2 separate regions of the Homo sapiens genome follow, and region 2 is linked to region 1. Evidence: chromatin loops called from intact Hi-C (ENCODE). Cell type or tissue: heart right ventricle. All regions are shown on one strand.

Evidence for each region. Hi-C counts contacts between places; a loop is a spot of excess contacts. Peaks named below come from ENCODE experiments on the same cell type or tissue, not always from the same donor. Only the 100,000 strongest peaks of a DNase experiment are listed, where the experiment ranks them.
Region 2: it touches region 1 in a loop (4-fold over the local background); 16 of 110 quality-filtered maps call a loop at or near these places.

Annotation. Positions count from the first base shown.
Region 1 is chr3:14,776,186-14,784,185 of GRCh38, reverse strand. No RefSeq gene overlaps it. Among named protein-coding and RNA genes, the nearest start is that of LINC02011, 31 kb to the left of the region's middle. In heart right ventricle, a CTCF peak has its summit at 3,052; a DNase peak (open chromatin) is centred at 3,085.
Region 2 is chr3:14,504,795-14,512,794 of GRCh38, reverse strand. GRIP2 (glutamate receptor interacting protein 2) reads left to right here. Exons shown (of 24, transcript NM_001080423.4): 14 at 1-18; 15 at 1,316-1,382; 16 at 1,485-1,630; 17 at 2,831-2,975; 18 at 5,095-5,234; 19 at 5,815-5,994; 20 at 7,006-7,180. Among named protein-coding and RNA genes, the nearest start is that of GRIP2, 32 kb to the left of the region's middle. RefSeq lists a silencer at 3,625-3,674 and enhancers at 3,540-3,834, 6,355-6,854, 6,855-7,356. In heart right ventricle, a CTCF peak has its summit at 3,719 (motif pointing left); a DNase peak (open chromatin) is centred at 3,714; H3K27ac peaks cover 1,919 bases.

The DNA of each region.
Region 1 (8,000 bases):
GCAGCCAAGCCACTTAACCCTTGAGGGAGCTGCAGACTGGAAGCAGCCCGCAGTGGGGTGGGCCCTGCTGGAGTGCAGGCTGGCATTACGGAAGGCAGGGGGAGCGCCTTAATCATTTTATTAATAGTTATTCTCACTTATGTTTAGTAAGCATGAGCTAAATCCTTTCTCTGTATTATCATATTTAACCCACCCAATATCCCTGGGAAGTTGCTTATTGGGATCATCCCATTTTATAGATAAGGAAGTGGCAGTCCAGAGACCAAAGTTGCTTGCCCATAGCCTCAAGGCCAGAGTGGGGGGCAGTGCAGGGAGAAAGAGGTGTTGTTAATATTTATTGAAGGGGTAAATATTTGAGGGTTCTGGGTGGGGGTGTTGGGGGTTTCAGCAACCTGCAGCCACGTATCTATTCTGGATCTTTGTGGCCTAGGAGGACATCCCAGGCCCTCTGCAGAGGGGCCCCATCCTCTCAGGCACACTGTCTTTTTCCTGCCTCAGTCCATTCCTGGCACCTAATGCCACTGTTTTTTATCCATCATCTGTGTGTTTTGAGACCTTGTGTTGCTGTGCCTGCAGCCTGGCCTGCTGCTTTTCACTATGAGAAACCAGCTTTATAGGTTGCACTTGCATCTGGCATCTTGCTGAATCTATGTCAGTTCTAACAGTTTGTCTATTGACTCTGTTGGTTTTTCTAGGTAGATGATTAAATTATCTTCAATACTGACAATTTTATCTTTTGCTCTTACATCCTTGTACCTGTTTCAATTTCTTTCTGTAGAGTGTTGAAGAGCTCTAATATATTTTGGACAGTGGTGTTGAAGTAGTATCCTTGTCTTTTTACAGGGAAGATTAAAACATTTAAAGTGTTTCCATTGCTGGGCACGGCAGCTCATGCCTGTAATCCTAGCACTTTGGGAGGCCGAGGCGGGTGGATCACCTGAGGTGAGGAGTTCGAGACCAGTCCGGCCAACATGATGAAACCTTGTCACTACTAAAAATACAAAAATTAGTCGGGCATGGTGGCAGGCGCCTGTAATCCTAACTACTTGGGAGGCTGAGGCAGGAGAATTGCTTGAACCCGGGAGGCAGAGGTTGCGGTGAGCCAAGACTGCTCCATTGCACTCCAGCCTGGGCAACAAGAGTGAAACTCCATCTCAAAAAAAAAAATAAATAATAATAATATAATAAAATAAAGTGTCTCCATTAAGAAAAATATTTGTTGTGGGTTTTTCTTATATAAACTTCACTAGGTTAAGAAAGTGACCTTCTATTTCCAGCTTGCTAGGCTTTACCTAATAAATTTTATTCACCAGTCGAGATAGAATTTGATTTTTCTTATTTAGTCTATTAATATAGCGAATTATATTGATTTATTTTCTGACATTGAACTGTCTTGGCATTGCTAGGATAAACCTTACCTGACATAATGTATTATTTAAAAAAATAAATATACCATCGGATTCAGTTAGCTAATCTTTTATTTAGAATGTTTGTACCTACATTCATCAGTGAAATAAGCAATGAGATTTTCATCTTCTCTTCTTTGTATTGACCTTATCTGATTTTGAGGTACACTAGGCTCAGAAACCACCCAATTGCCCATCTACAGTAGAATGGAAAAATATATTGTGGTATAACTGTACAGTGAAATTCTATAAACCAATGCGATTGAATGAACTTCAATCACATACAACAAGGATGGATTTCATAAACATAATGAATATAAAAGAACCCAGACACAAAAGAGTGCACAGTATGTGATGCCATTTGAATAAAATGTAAAAACAGGCAAAACTAACCTATGGCGGAGGCAGGTGATGATTTGCTCTGGATTCTAGTCATGTGCTGTGTTCGTCTATTCTTGCACTGCTATAAAGAAATACCTGAGACTGGGTAATTTATGAAGGAAAGAGGTTTAATTGGCTCATGTTTCTACAGGCTGTACAAGCATGGGGCCAGCATCTGCTCAGTTTCTGGGGAGGCCTCAGGAAGCTCTTATTCATGGCAGAAGGCGAAGGGGGACCAGGCACTTTGCATGGTGAAAGCAGGAGCAAGAGAGAGTGGGTGGGGAGGTACCATGCTTTACAAAAACCAGATCTCACGAGAACTCACTGTCTTGAGAACAAGATTAAGCTATGAGGGATCCCCCACCATGACCCAAACACCTCCCACCAGTCCCCACCTCCAACACTGGGGATTACAATTCAACATAAGATTTAGGCAGGGACAAATATCCAAACTATATCATAGGGGTATGTTTACCTTGACAAATTCATTCAGATGGAGCTTAAACACTGTTTACTTTTCTATATTTACATTGTACTTTGACAAAACTTACATAGAGCTTTATAAAATAAAATTTGCTATTTTTAGGAACAGCTTATAAAACACACACATAAACAGTTTTTTGTTTTTTTTTTGAAACATGGTCTGGCTCTGTCTTCCAGGCTGGAGTGCAGTGGTGTGATCTCAGCTCACTGCAACCTCTGCCTCCCAGGCTCAAGCCATCCTCTCTGCTCAGCCTCTGGAGTAGTTGGGACTACAGGCTACCATGCCCAGTTAATTTCTGTATATTTTGCAGAGACAGGGTTTCACCATGTTGGCCAGGCTGGTCTTGAACTCCTGAGCTCAAGTGATCCACCTGCCTCGGCCTCCCAAAGTGCTGGGATTACAGGCGTGAGCCACATGAGCTATTTTAAACTCACCTGTAAAACCATATGGACCTGGGTTTTGGGATGTGCGTGTGTGCACGTGCACACGCATAAGACTGACTGCCGTTTCCATTTATTTACAATTCCAGGTTTTTTCCAGTTTTTGATTTCTTTTTGCAACAATACTGGTGTTTTTTTAAGAAACATATCCATTTTACATTAGGGAGGTAATTGATATACCAATCAAACCCAAAAATATCAGTGGCTTAACACAATGAAGTTTATTTCCCGCTCTTGACATTGTCCGTCGTGGGCTGGGGAAGGGCTCTGAGAGCCAGAACTCTCCCATCTTGTGGGAGCATTAAGAGCTCAGAGTCCTCCACTGGCGCTTCTGTATCCAGCATTCTTCCCTGCGGACAGCATGGGGGCGCTGCGGGGTTAGCTTTTACAGGCTGGGCCTGGAGGTGGTGAACTTAACTGCCACCCACATTTCATTAGCCAGAACTTAGGCACCTGGCTGCAGATGAATCCATGGGAGAATGGGAAGTGTAACAGGGCTGTGTGCCCAGAAGGAAGGGAAATCATTTGGGAATACACGGCAGGCTTTGCCCCAGGTTTCATCTAGGTTTTCACATTTATTGTTGTCTGATTGTTCATAATAATATTTTTAAAAAGATCTTTATTTCTCTTTTTTTCCCAAGCTGTTATATATCTTTCTGGGGGTCCACTTATTAATTCATTTAAAGGACTAGTTTTAGGGTTTGGTCATCTTCACCATTTCATTAACGTCTGCATGTCTTTCTTATTTTTAGCCTTTTTTGGCTAAAAAAATAGCCAAGTAATAATAATAAATGTACTTAAAGCTCTACATTTTCTTCCAAATACTGTTTTAGCTGTGTGCCACAAATTCTGACATTGTAGCATTTTCATTATCATTCAATTCTAAATATTTCTGAATTTCCTTTAGGATTTCAATTTTAACCAAAGACCTAGAGTGTTAAGACATTTTTGTTATTTGTCTCTAACTTCATTGCATCCTACTTGGATAATATAATCTGTAAATTCCTCTGGATTGAATGAGGCTTCCTTTATGATCTAATATATGGTATATCTTTTACAAAGTTCCACAGGCGTCAAAAAAGAATGTGGGTTCTCTATATTTTAGGTAGATTCACATACACGCAGTCAAGCTCACTGATAGCATTATACAGAACTTTGATATCTCTGCTTATTTTTTGTCTGCTTTATTAATTTCTGGGAATGGTATTTTTAAATATTCACTTCATTAGCTGGATGCAGTGGTGTGTGCCTATAGTCCTACCTACTCAGGAGGCTGAGGTGGGAGGATAACCTAAGCCCGGGAGTTCAAGACCAGCCTGGGTGATATAGTAAGACCCCGTCTCTTAAAAAAAAAAATAAGAAAATTCATTTTAAGTTGGTTTTATGTTTTTTTTTTTCTTGATGTATTTTGAAACTGCATACATCCTGGTGCATTTTCATTCTTGTTCTATTGTTTCTCTTACCCCTATATAACATCTTTCTCTATCCTCTATATTTTTGGTTTAAATTATATTTTGTCAGATATTAGGATTGCTATCCTAGCTTTTTAGGTTCATATTTGCCTGGTATATATTTCTAGTCCTTTATCTTCAATATTTATGTGTCTTTCTATTTTGACTGTCTCAAGTAGACAACATAGAGTCAGATCTTGTATTTTTAAACCTAATCTGAGAATCCCTACATTTTAAACATTTTAACAGCTTTATTGAGATATAATTCACATACCACACAGTTCACCCATTTAAAATGTAAAATTCAGTGATTTTTAGTATATTTACAAAGTTGTGCAACCATCACCACTAATTTTAGAATATTTTCACAATTCCAAAAGAAATTCTATATCCATTAAAAATCACTCCCTGTTTCTCCTGCCCTCCAGTCCTAGGCAACTACTACTCTAGTTTCTGATTTTATAAATTTGCCTATTCTGTATATTTCATGTAAATAGAATCATATAATATGTGGTCTTTTGTGACTGTTTTCTTTGACTTAGCATAATATTTTCAAGGTTCACCCATGTTGTAAAATGAATCAAAATTGTATTCTTTTTACTGCTGAGTAACATTCTACTTTACGGATATACCATAATTTATTCATCTATTCATCAACTGATGGACATTTGAGTTGTTTCCCCTTTATGGCTATTGTGAATAATGCTTCAGTGAACATTCATGTACAAGTTTTTGTATATGAAAGTCTCTATTTTTTGATTGGCAAGTTTAACCCATTTACATTTATTATACTAACCTTATATTGAGACTTGTTTTTGGTATTACTTTTTTACTTTTTTTTTTTTTCCTCTTCACTTGTTTCCCTTGGACAAACAGAGTATTCCCGAGCAGTCAAAAAGTTATACATTCTATTTTGGTCTTATGGTGGGTGCCATTAAGACCAATTTTATACCTGCTTATTCCTATTGATGCTTATGCTTATCAGTGTCTACTTTTCCCCTAAACAAGCTAAATACTTTTTCACACTGCTATGTCTCTTTAGTATCTCTACTCCTACCCCTACAGTTTAGAGTACTTTGCCTATAACTCTTTAAAGATATTACATTCTTCTCACTTCTAGCATTGCTATGAAAAATCTGATGTCAGCTTGACCCTTGTTTCTTTGTAGGTGGTCTGCTTCTCTCTGGTATCTTTTAGAGATTTTTTTTTCTCAGATTTCACTGTAATATGTCCATGTGTAGGTTTTTCCTTAACTCTTCTGTTTGGCACTCTGATTAATTTTACCCTGAAGTCTTTCATTTTTCATAATTATGGCATATTATCTCCATTATTTTTTCAAATAATAGTTCCTTCTCTACATTTTTATTTTTTTTTACCCTCCAGGACCCTTATCATCTGGGTTTTGGTACTTTATTTTTTCTCCACATCTTTCAGTGTTATATATATCTGAGCTGTGGGTTTTGCTCTGTTACCCAGGCCAGAGTGCATTGGTGTGATTACAGCTCACTGCAGCCTTGACCTCCCAGGCTTAAGCAATCCTCCCACCTCAGCCTCCCGAGTAGCTGGGACCACAGGCACACCACCACACCTGGCTAATTTTTAAATTTTTTGTAGAGACAGGGTCTCACTCTGTTTCCCAGGCTTGTTTTTATATTTTATACATAGTTAACCTTTCCTGATTCTGGGAGAGTTCTATAGTATAGTCTTCTAATCTATTAACTGGCTCTTCAGCTTTTGTCTTATATGTATGATGTTCCTCATCAGCTGCTCTGCTTATGTGTTTTGGGGAAGAATGACAAGCCAAGCCCCAATCTATGTCAGAGCTGGTAAACGAATGAGCCCCTTTACCCCAAAACCTTTGTTCCTCACTCAGATTTATTGTCACTCCACTAGGCAAATTCCCTGGCTAGAGTATGACCTTAAAAATCCCTGGGGGAAGCAGCACCCACCATCAGAGGGGGCCTCTCACGGCCTTGTAATCAGTAGTTTGGAGGGGAAAAGATGGAGCATTTATTTATTTATTTATTGAGATGGAGTTTCACTCTTGTTGCCCAGGCTGGAGTGTAGTGGCGCGATCTTGGCTCACTGCAACCTCCGCCTCCCAGGTTCAAGCGATTCTCCCGCCTCAGCCTCCTGAGTAGCTGGGATTACAGGCGCCCGCCACCACACCTGGCTAAGTTTTTTGTATTTTTAGTTGAGTCAGGGTTTTAGCATGTTGGCCAGGCTGGTCTTGAACTCCTGACCTCAGGTGAATCACCTGCCTAGGCCTCCCAAAGTACTGGGATTACAGGCGTGAGCCACCACATCTGGCCAAGATGGAGCTTTTAAATGGTCAAAGGCACCTGGGAGTTATCATCTGCTTTCGTCAACACCTTAATGGCAAAGCCTTTGCTGTCCTTCAGTATTAACCCCTGCATCTGCACCAGTGGCCTGGGCTGCTGCTGTTGCTGCAGTAAAGAGGCAGGTAAAGACCGCCCCAAGGCTCTGCTGAGGAAAGGCAGGGCAGAGCTGGGGAAGATTTCATACAGCTCTCTTCCACTGCACCCATCTCCTGTCCTCCTCAGGCTGCAGCCACCCACATTTTCCCCTGCAACCAAACCAGTTTTAGACACATTTAGTCTTCCAGGTTTTTCTTAAAGGGTTTAGTTCCTGGTGTCCACACTTGCTTCACAGTTTCTCTGGGGCAGGGAAGGAGCCAGCAGTTCATGTCGGCTTGCCAGGTGGGTGAAAACCAGGCTGCCTTTGGTGGGTGTTTATATCTTGCAGAACAGACATCCTGCTGGTTCTAGCTCTGGCCCTATTCATCTTTGGACCTAGGGGTTCTTGGGGAAATTTCTGACTATGGTTTTTGGGATTCAGCCTAAAAATCCCATCTTATTTCAACAGAAGATTGCTGAAACCTGCCTGTGATTTCACTTTCCCAGTTTCAGGCCTTGGGACAGACATGCAGAGGTGAGGGACAGTGACTGAGCCTCTCTCAGGCTTTGGGTGCAGGCTGAGCCAGCCCAAGCCCTCCAACCACTCCTCACAGAATGGGTCTGCCACCTGCTCCTCACCCTGGGCCTTCGCACTGCTCTTATAAGAAGTGTGACTAATAAGAAACCATCAAATGCTCTTCCAAAGTACTTTTACCATTTTGCACTCCCACCAGCAATGTATGGGAGTTCTAGCTGCTGCACATACTTTCCAGTACTTGGCATTTTCAGTTCAAAAAAAATTTTTTTAGCCATTCTAATAGGTTTCTAGTAGTATCTCATTTGTGGTTTTAATTTGCATTTCCTTAAAGACTGATGACATTGGACATCTTGTCATTTTTTTTTAACCATCTATATATCTACTTTTGCAAAATGTATGTTCAAATATTTAGTCCTTTAAAAAAAATACAGGGTTTTCTTCCTGAGTCGTAAGAGGTCTTTATTCCAGAAATTTGTATTTTTCTCCCAGTTTGTGGTACACCGTTATATTTTCTTAAAGTGTTTTTGGAAGAGAAGTTTTTAAGGTGAAGTCCAGTCCATTTTATTTTTCTTTTCTTTTTTTCTTACTGTCCTAGGAAATCTTTGTTTTAAAATCACAAATATTTCCTTATGTTTTCCTCTAGAATTGTTGTAATTTTAGCTCTTAAGTACAGGTCTATGATCCATTTTGAATTAATTATTGTGAGTGGTATGAAGTAAAGATTGATTTAATTTTTCCCAAACAACTGTCTGGTTGTTCCAGCACCATTCCTTGAAAAGACCACCTTGTCACTTACGCTGATGAGACAAGTGCTTACCACCTGGTTTCCCCTCCTTCCTCTTGTGTTTCAGCCCCTGAAGATTTTTCCTATGACCTTGTGAGT
Region 2 (8,000 bases), 270 kb after region 1:
TGGGCATCACCATCAGCTGTGAGTCTCCTCCCGCTGCTGTTTGCCCCTGGGAGCGAGCTCAACTGCTGGGGAAAAAGAGCTTGCCAAGCTCAGACCAGCATTTCCATGGCGTGACACCCTGCGGGGCCCGAGGAAAAGGCTTGGGGGTGTGGGGAGGCTGGCTTCCGTGGACCCAGCTGCGTGTTCTCAGCGAGACCCCAGCTTCCCAAAGCTTCAGCTTCCCGTTCTGCACCATGGCAGTCCCCTGGCCTCGTGGGTCTCCCAGGGGGCTTGTGAGGTGCCCATGGTGAGAGAGCATTGGAAGGTGACAAATATTTAGGCTGGGTTTGGTTTTCTGCCTGCTTCTGTGTTCTCAGAGCCCAGCAAAGGCCTGGAACACAGTAGGTGCTTAATTCATGTTTGTCAAAGGAATGAAAATGAGGAATGCAGAAGAAAAACGTAGAATGGGTGAGCATGGGAAAGGTGAAAGCACTCCCGTGGCTCCCATCTTATTCTGAGTAAAAGCTGAGGGCCTCGGGCCCCAGTGAGGCCCTCTGTGCTCTGGACCCCATGACCTCTGACCTCATCTCCCGACTCTCCCCAACTCAAGCCCTCCAGCCGCAGTCAGCCTGGCTGCTCCCTGCCATGCCTGCCCCTTCCTGCCTCTGGGCCTTTGCATCTGAGACCGTTCCTCTGGCCTCTTCCCTACCTCCTTCATGGCTTTGCCCAAATGTCACTTGACAAGGCCTTCCCCGACCACCTGACTGAACATTTACCGCCCTCGACACAAGCCCGTTTCTCAGGTTTCTCCACAGCTCACTTCATCGGTGTTTAAATGTTGTTGATTGTGACCACCACTGGAGTGCCAGCTCCAGGAGGGCAGGGAGAGATTGCTGTCTGTTTTGTTCACTTCTGTGTCTCCCACCCCCAAGCACACAATAGAGCCTGGGTGCTGGCCCTGAGCCCGGTGCTGGGGACACAGACACCAAGCAGACAGCCCCCCTCCACAAAGAGCTCGCAGTTTGCTGGGGGATGGGCTGAGCAGGAGGAAAGAAGAGCTGGCATTGGAAGGGCCATGCTGGATCTTGTGCCTGTGTTATCTGGTTTACTCTCACCACATCCCCATGAGGTCTGCGGTGCCACCCCCATTTTACAGGGGGGAAACTGATGCACAGGGAGGTGAGCTGATTTGCTCACGGTCACCCAGCCAGGAAGCAGTGGGACCAGGATGTGAGTAGGACCAGTGGCTCCGAGTCCACACTCAGACCCCTGGGCTTCGCCACCCCACCCCAGGCTGAGGCCACCAAGGTCAGATTCATGGCCTCTTTTTCTCCAGCGGCCAGCAGGAAACGAGGGGAGCCCTTGATCATCTCCGACATCAAGAAAGGCAGCGTGGCACACAGGTAGGGGCACTGGGGCACAGGAAGGGAAGTGGCCAACAGCAGTGAGTATGGCACCTGCATGCACCAGGCTCCTTCCATCCCCTCTGCCCCCGACTCATGCAGGACGGGCACCCTGGAGCCAGGCGACAAGCTACTGGCCATTGACAATATCCGCCTGGACAACTGCCCCATGGAGGACGCCGTGCAAATCCTGCGGCAGTGCGAGGACCTGGTGAAGCTGAAGATCCGGAAGGACGAGGACAACTCTGGTATGGCCCTCATGCTGGCCTCCTACCTCCAGAGGCCCACCCTTTGACTAGCGGGTTCCCAGCTTGCAATTCAGGGCTCCCTCCAGCCGAGGAAGGGAGGGTGGTGGGCGCTGCTGAAGGCTGGCTGGAATGAACAAATGAAGGAGGGGGCAACACCACAGATTTCTCACTGTCCCCGGCGTCTGGGGCCCTCCAGAGCCTCTGTGAGGTGGACAGGAGTTTGAGACTCTCCCGTAGTCTCCACATCTAGCACCAAGCCTGGCAGAGGAGACCTACTGGGTGCAGCTGGTGCAGCTGGTGGAGAGATGAGTGGGTAGGGCAGGGGAAGAGCGAGGCTGCCCTTTTGAGTGGCAGGCTATGAGTGGATAAGCAAAGACTGCAGACTCAGGCCCCACTGACGCCAGATAGTGATATAAATGAGTGAGAAAAGCTGTATGGATTGGAGAGGCAAAAGGGACGGGTGAGGACTGCGCCAACTGGAAAGTGAATCCCTGATTCAAAGGGGCAGCCTCCAAATCACCAACTCCGACTCTGTGAAAGAAGGTTACTGTGGGAGGTAGATTTCTTTTCTTTTCTTTTCTTTTCTTTTAAGAAAAGTTGGGCCAGGTGCAATGGCTCATACCTGTACACCCCTCACTTTGGGAGGCCAAGGTGGGTGGAGCACTTAAGCCCAGGAGTTCGAGACCAGCCTGGGCAACATGGCGAAACCCCATCTCTACAAAAAATACAAAAATTAGCTGGGTCTGGTGGTGCATGCCTGTAGTCCCAGATACTTGGGAGGCTGAGGTGGGAGGATCACTTGAACCCTGGAAGCAGAGGTATGGCAGTGAACTGAGATCGTGCCATTGCACTCCAGCCTGGGCAGCAGAGCAAGACTCTGTCTCAAAAAAAAAAAAAAAAAAAAAACAACGGATGATCGGGGTTCCCTTTGCTTCCTGCTGGCTGCTGGAGGAAAAGAGGCCACTGTTTCTTGTCATCAATGTTGTCATTATTGTGGGTGAGGTGTGATGTTTCTTTTCTTTACTGGTATTTGGGCAGAAGATGGCCTCAGGGTCCCCAGGTTGTGCTACATGAAATCAGAGCGTGAGTGACTGGGTGAATGAATTAATAAATAAGTATGAGTGAGTGAGTGAGGCCAAGGCTTTAGGAAGCTGGGTACCCCCTCGGGGGCCTCCTCCTCATGGGTCCCCGTGCTTGCAGATGAGCTGGAGACCACAGGTGCCGTCAGTTACACAGTGGAGCTGAAGCGCTACGGGGGTCCCCTGGGCATCACCATTTCGGGCACGGAGGAACCTTTTGACCCCATTGTCATCTCAGGCCTCACCAAGCGTGGCCTGGCTGAGAGGTGAACTGGGGCTCTGTGGGGACGCATGGTGGGCTCAGGGAACACAGGAAGCAAGAGCTGGGGCTATGGCAAAGCCAAGCAAGATTCTGACCTCTGTTCCAACATTGACACTGTGGGTGACATTGGGCCAGTCACTTCCCCTCTCTGAGACTCAGGTCTGCATTTGTAAAATGAGTGTCAGCCCCTGCCTGCCAGGGCAGAGGCCCACACCCCAGCAGACCTCCTGGCTCCAGGTAAGCACTGGGCCAAGGTGTGTGCATCTTCCTGCTCCTACCTGTGTCTGGAAGGTCAGCCCTGCAAGGCTATTTGGAGCGCCTGCTGTGTGCGGAATAGGATGGGGCAGTGCCCCAGTACCCTGGTCCCAGCACTGCCTAGGGCTTTCCTGAGGCATTGGGGGACTGTCCCTGCTGCCCCTAGACTCTGAAACTGTGGCAGCTGAGGGAGCTGTAAGAATGGAGCCCTGTCCCAGGGTGAGGTGGAGGTCAGAGATGGAACCCGACCCCCAGTGTGGGTGAGACCGAGCCTTCTCCCCCGAGCTGGGCAGGGATGAATCCGGCAGGCAAGGAAGCGGTGAGCTCCCAGCACAGCAACGAGCGGGCGGTAAAAGGAGAGCCTGGTGGGGGCTGCAGGGGCAGGACGCGTCCCGGAGGAGGGCACCGCGCAGGAGGGGCGGTGGCTGGGCGGGTGGGGAGAGGATGGGAGGGATTCCGGGACGTGGACCCTGCTCCTGGAGCGCCCCCTGCTGGACACCTGGCAGACTGCAGAGGTCGGTGTGGAACCCTTCTGACCCCAATGTCTTCATCAATTCGAGCATGTACTGGGCACCTGCTGTGTGCCTGGCCCCTCTGTCCTGGTTGCTGGGGCTGTACAGACAACCCTCCTGCCTTCGCCGGGCTGATGTAGCTCAGTGCTGTCCAACTGAAATATAATTTGAGCCACAAATTTAATCAGACACTTTCTAGTAGCCACATCTGCAAAGCAAAAAGATGAAATTCATCTTAAATATATATTTAGTTCAACATGTAATCAAATAAAAACCATTAAGAACATGTCTTATATTCTTTTTCATGTTACACCTTCCGTATCTGGTGTGAGTTTTCTGCTTTTAGCACATCTCAATTTGGGCAGTCACATTTGAGGGGCTCAGCAGCCACCTGTGGCTGGTGGCTGCCATATTGGACACTACAGCTCTGGTCCCCTCCCGGAGCCCACCATTCCCTGACTCGCTCACTATCCTCATCCCTGGGGAAGTGCAGGGCAATGCCCAAGCATGACTCTCCAGGAGCTCCCATATGGGGTGACATCTACAGCCCCAGAGGTTAAAGACCCCTGACCCTAGTCCTCTGCCTCCTTTTCCTCCACCTGGCTCAGGTCACTCTAAGCACCTGCTACAGCTTCTCCCCTGCTCAGCCCTGGCTGCTCCTCAGAATCACCTTCCTGCCCCATCCCCACAGGTACTATTTAATTGGTCAGATGTGGGGCCCAGGCACCTGCATTTTCAAAAAGCTCCTCAGGTCATTGTAATGGGTGTCCAGGTAGAAAACCACTGGGCCACAGCAGTGCTGCCGCCTGGCATCACCAGCCCTTCACGCCCTACTGTGAGGTCTGCTGGGCGCTGGTGATTATGCCCATTCTCCAGGTGGGAAAACTGAGGCCCAGGAAGGGGCAATGGCTACCAAGGGTGTCTGCTGGAGGGAAGTAGGAATCCATTCCGTTCATTCACGCCTCAGTTATGATTTGATAATTAAATTAGTATTATCACCCCCATTTTACAGATGAAGAAACTGAAACTCAAGGGTTTAAGAAACTGGCCCAAGATCACATAGCAAGTATTTGGCAGCTAGTATGTGGGATTCTCAAAACCTGTGTTGGACACTGGTTCCAGAACCTAATTTTGCAGTCAGGTGGGACAATCCCCTCCCAGGTTCTAGACTTTATGTCTCTATTAATGTGATCCAAGATCATACTTGCGTGCTTTTGTTTTGTTTTTGGCAGCTGGGTTTAACTGGGGTCAGCCAGACTTCTGCTTTGTGGCTCTCCTGGATTCCCTGAGGGCAGACTGCCACTCTGAGGCCCTGAGTGTCTAACTCCCATTCTCTGCCCTGCATCCACTCCTCAGGACTGGTGCCATCCACGTGGGGGACCGCATTCTGGCCATCAACAACGTTAGCCTCAAGGGCCGGCCGCTGAGCGAGGCCATCCACCTCCTGCAGGTGGCTGGAGAGACCGTCACACTGAAGATCAAGAAGCAACTAGACCGTGAGATTCGCTTCATCCCCTGGGAGCCACCCAGCAGGTTTAGGAAGGGCAATCCCTCTGTGCCAGGCTTTGCCTGCACACCCTCACAGAGTCCTCACTGCAGCCCTGTGGAGGCGGGCCTGCGATGGCAAAGAAGATAAGACTCAGAGAGGGAAGTGATGAGCCCAGGGCCACACAGTGGGCACGGGGCAGAATCTGGGTCTGAGCCCTGTTCTTCATTACTTCCTGCCTCTTAAGGTGCTCACGTGTGTATGCTTCATGGCCATAACTCATGCATTCCTCAGCTGCCCCTGAATACGTCCCCGTGCCTTGGTAGAAAGGCCACCATAGGCAGTGGAAGGGGCCTGAGCTAATCCTGGCTCCACTGGTGCTCACTGTGTGATCTCGGGCATGCTGCTCAGCTTCCCCGAGCCTCAGTTTTCCCATCTGTGAAACAGGTTTGCTTATTAGTGTGCCATGGTCATATGTCAGCTCAGAAGGGCTTACTGCCTGTGAGTTTCCAGACCAGGCTGAAATGCAGAAACTGAGGCTCACTGTGAGTGTCTCTGAAGTCAGAATTGACACCCCTCTCTCCTCCCAGGTCCCCTCCTACCCCGCAAGTCGGGCAGCCTCAGTGAGACCAGTGATGCTGATGAGGACCCAGCAGATGCCCTGAAAGGAGGCCTGCCAGCAGCCCGCTTCTCGCCGGCTGTGCCCAGTGTGGACAGTGCTGTGGAGTCTTGGGACAGCTCGGCCACCGAGGGTGGCTTTGGGGGCCCAGGTAATACCTTGGGGCCCTTGGACAAGTGGCACGCTCTCTCTAGGCCGCCCCTGCTGCTGGGCCTGTGCAGGACTGTTCTTGTGCCTGTTCCTCCCTCCTGCGCTCCTCTCCTGGCATCCTTTAGGGGCCCTTCCTGAAGGAAGACCTGATTTGGCTCCGTAAGCCACTCTTAGGGCCCCTTGCTCCTGGAAGCATGGACTGCAGCCATATCTTTTGATTTAGAACCATGGGTCCCATGCTGGCTGCTAAGCTTTCCCCACTGTGAAGTTACGGACAAAGTTGGTCTTTCTTCTACTGTAGCCTTCCTTCCTAGCCCAATGTCTGGCACACAGTAGGTGCTCAACAATGTTCATTCCATCCAGTTGAAAATAGGGAGGCCAAAAGCCCCCTCCCACCCCAGCCTACAAGACCGGATGTGGGGCAGACACCTCGGGCTCCCTCCCAGGCCAATGCATGTTGAGACCCGGAGGTGGCCGCAGGGAGACGTCTGAGTCTGGTGGCTGGCCAGCTGGCCTCAATGACCCAGAGCCACCGGAACTCCCCATGGTCCAACTCAGAGGACTGGGTAGGGGGGGCGAGGCCTCTACGGGCCGTAGGTGGCTGCCAGCCCGTTCTTGCCTGCGGACACCTGCTCTCCCTGGGCCTCAGCTTCCCCATCTCCAGCTCTCTGTCAGCATCTCTCAGCTCACTCCCTGGGGCTGGACCTTCAGAGCTCCCAAAGGCAGGAAGTGGAGGGTGGGCCACATGTTCAGCCTCCTTCCGTGGCAGGGTGATGGCCAAGCCCAGGCCGATGGAGTTGAGACAGAGTCGCAGAGCCCCAGGCATTAACTTCTGGATGACCAGGAGCTCCAGGGAGATTCTGAGAGGCAGAGGCCCTCAGAGGGCTGTGTAGATGCAGGCCCAGAGAGGAGCAACGACCTCCCCAGGGTCACTCAGCACAGCTGGAAATGGGGCAGGCAGGAGGGCAAGGTGAGGCCGCAGGGAACACAGAGGCCCTCTCTCCACCACCAGGGTCCTATACACCACAGGCAGCAGCCCGGGGCACGACCCCCCAGGAGCGGAGGCCTGGCTGGCTGAGGGGCAGCCCCCCACCCACCGAGCCCCGGAGGACGAGCTATACCCCAACCCCAGCTGACGAGAGCTTTCCAGAGGAGGAGGAGGAGGATGATTGGGAGCCGCCAACGAGGTCTGTGGTGGGAGCACCGTGAAGGAGGAGGGAGTCACAGTGTCTTGGCTGGGGTGGGCGAGGGTGCCTGTGCCAAAGTGGTGGGGGAATGGAGAGTCTTGGCGGGCTCCTGAGGAGGGGTGCCTCCTGGGAGAGAAGCACTGAGCAGAGCCACCTCAGCCAGGCTGAGACGGAGGGAAGGGCAGACTGGTGGAGGGCACGGCAGGGACGAAGGTATAGAGGTGGAGAGCAGCCTGGTTTGCCCTTCCCAACTTTGGTCATCTCCTGTTCTCAGAAGAGCAGCAGACTCAGAACTTGAACCCAGGCCCACCTGACTTACCCCAGATGGCCTGATGGCCTCCTGCGAGGGCCCTCAGCCCACCGGCACCATCCCTGGGCTGTGCCGAGTGGCTGAGCCGCTGGAGAAGGCTCCTGCAGAGAGCAGGCTGTGGAGAAATGCTGTTCCTCATCTGGCCCAGGCCACCCTCCCATCGTGGTGCTTTTGATCAGGCGGTTCCTTCTGCCTCGATGCCTTTCCCCTGGTCTCTCCTGGCAAATCCCTACTCATCCCTCAAAACTCAGCTCAAATTCTCCTGCCTCTGGGAAGCTTCCCTGTCTTTCTCAGGCAGAAGGGATTCCTCCCTCCCTCCTGGTACCCACAGCTGCTCCTACAAGTCTCCTGGTAGCCTAAACACCTTGTGTCTATCTGGCTAATTACTTGGCTATCATCTCTACTGCGTGGCACCCCAGCTCCACGCGTGGCCCCTAGTAGGTGCTCAGACATATTTTGCGAATGAATCTCCAGCTCTGTAAGAACAGGGGCCACACTTTATTCTCTTCC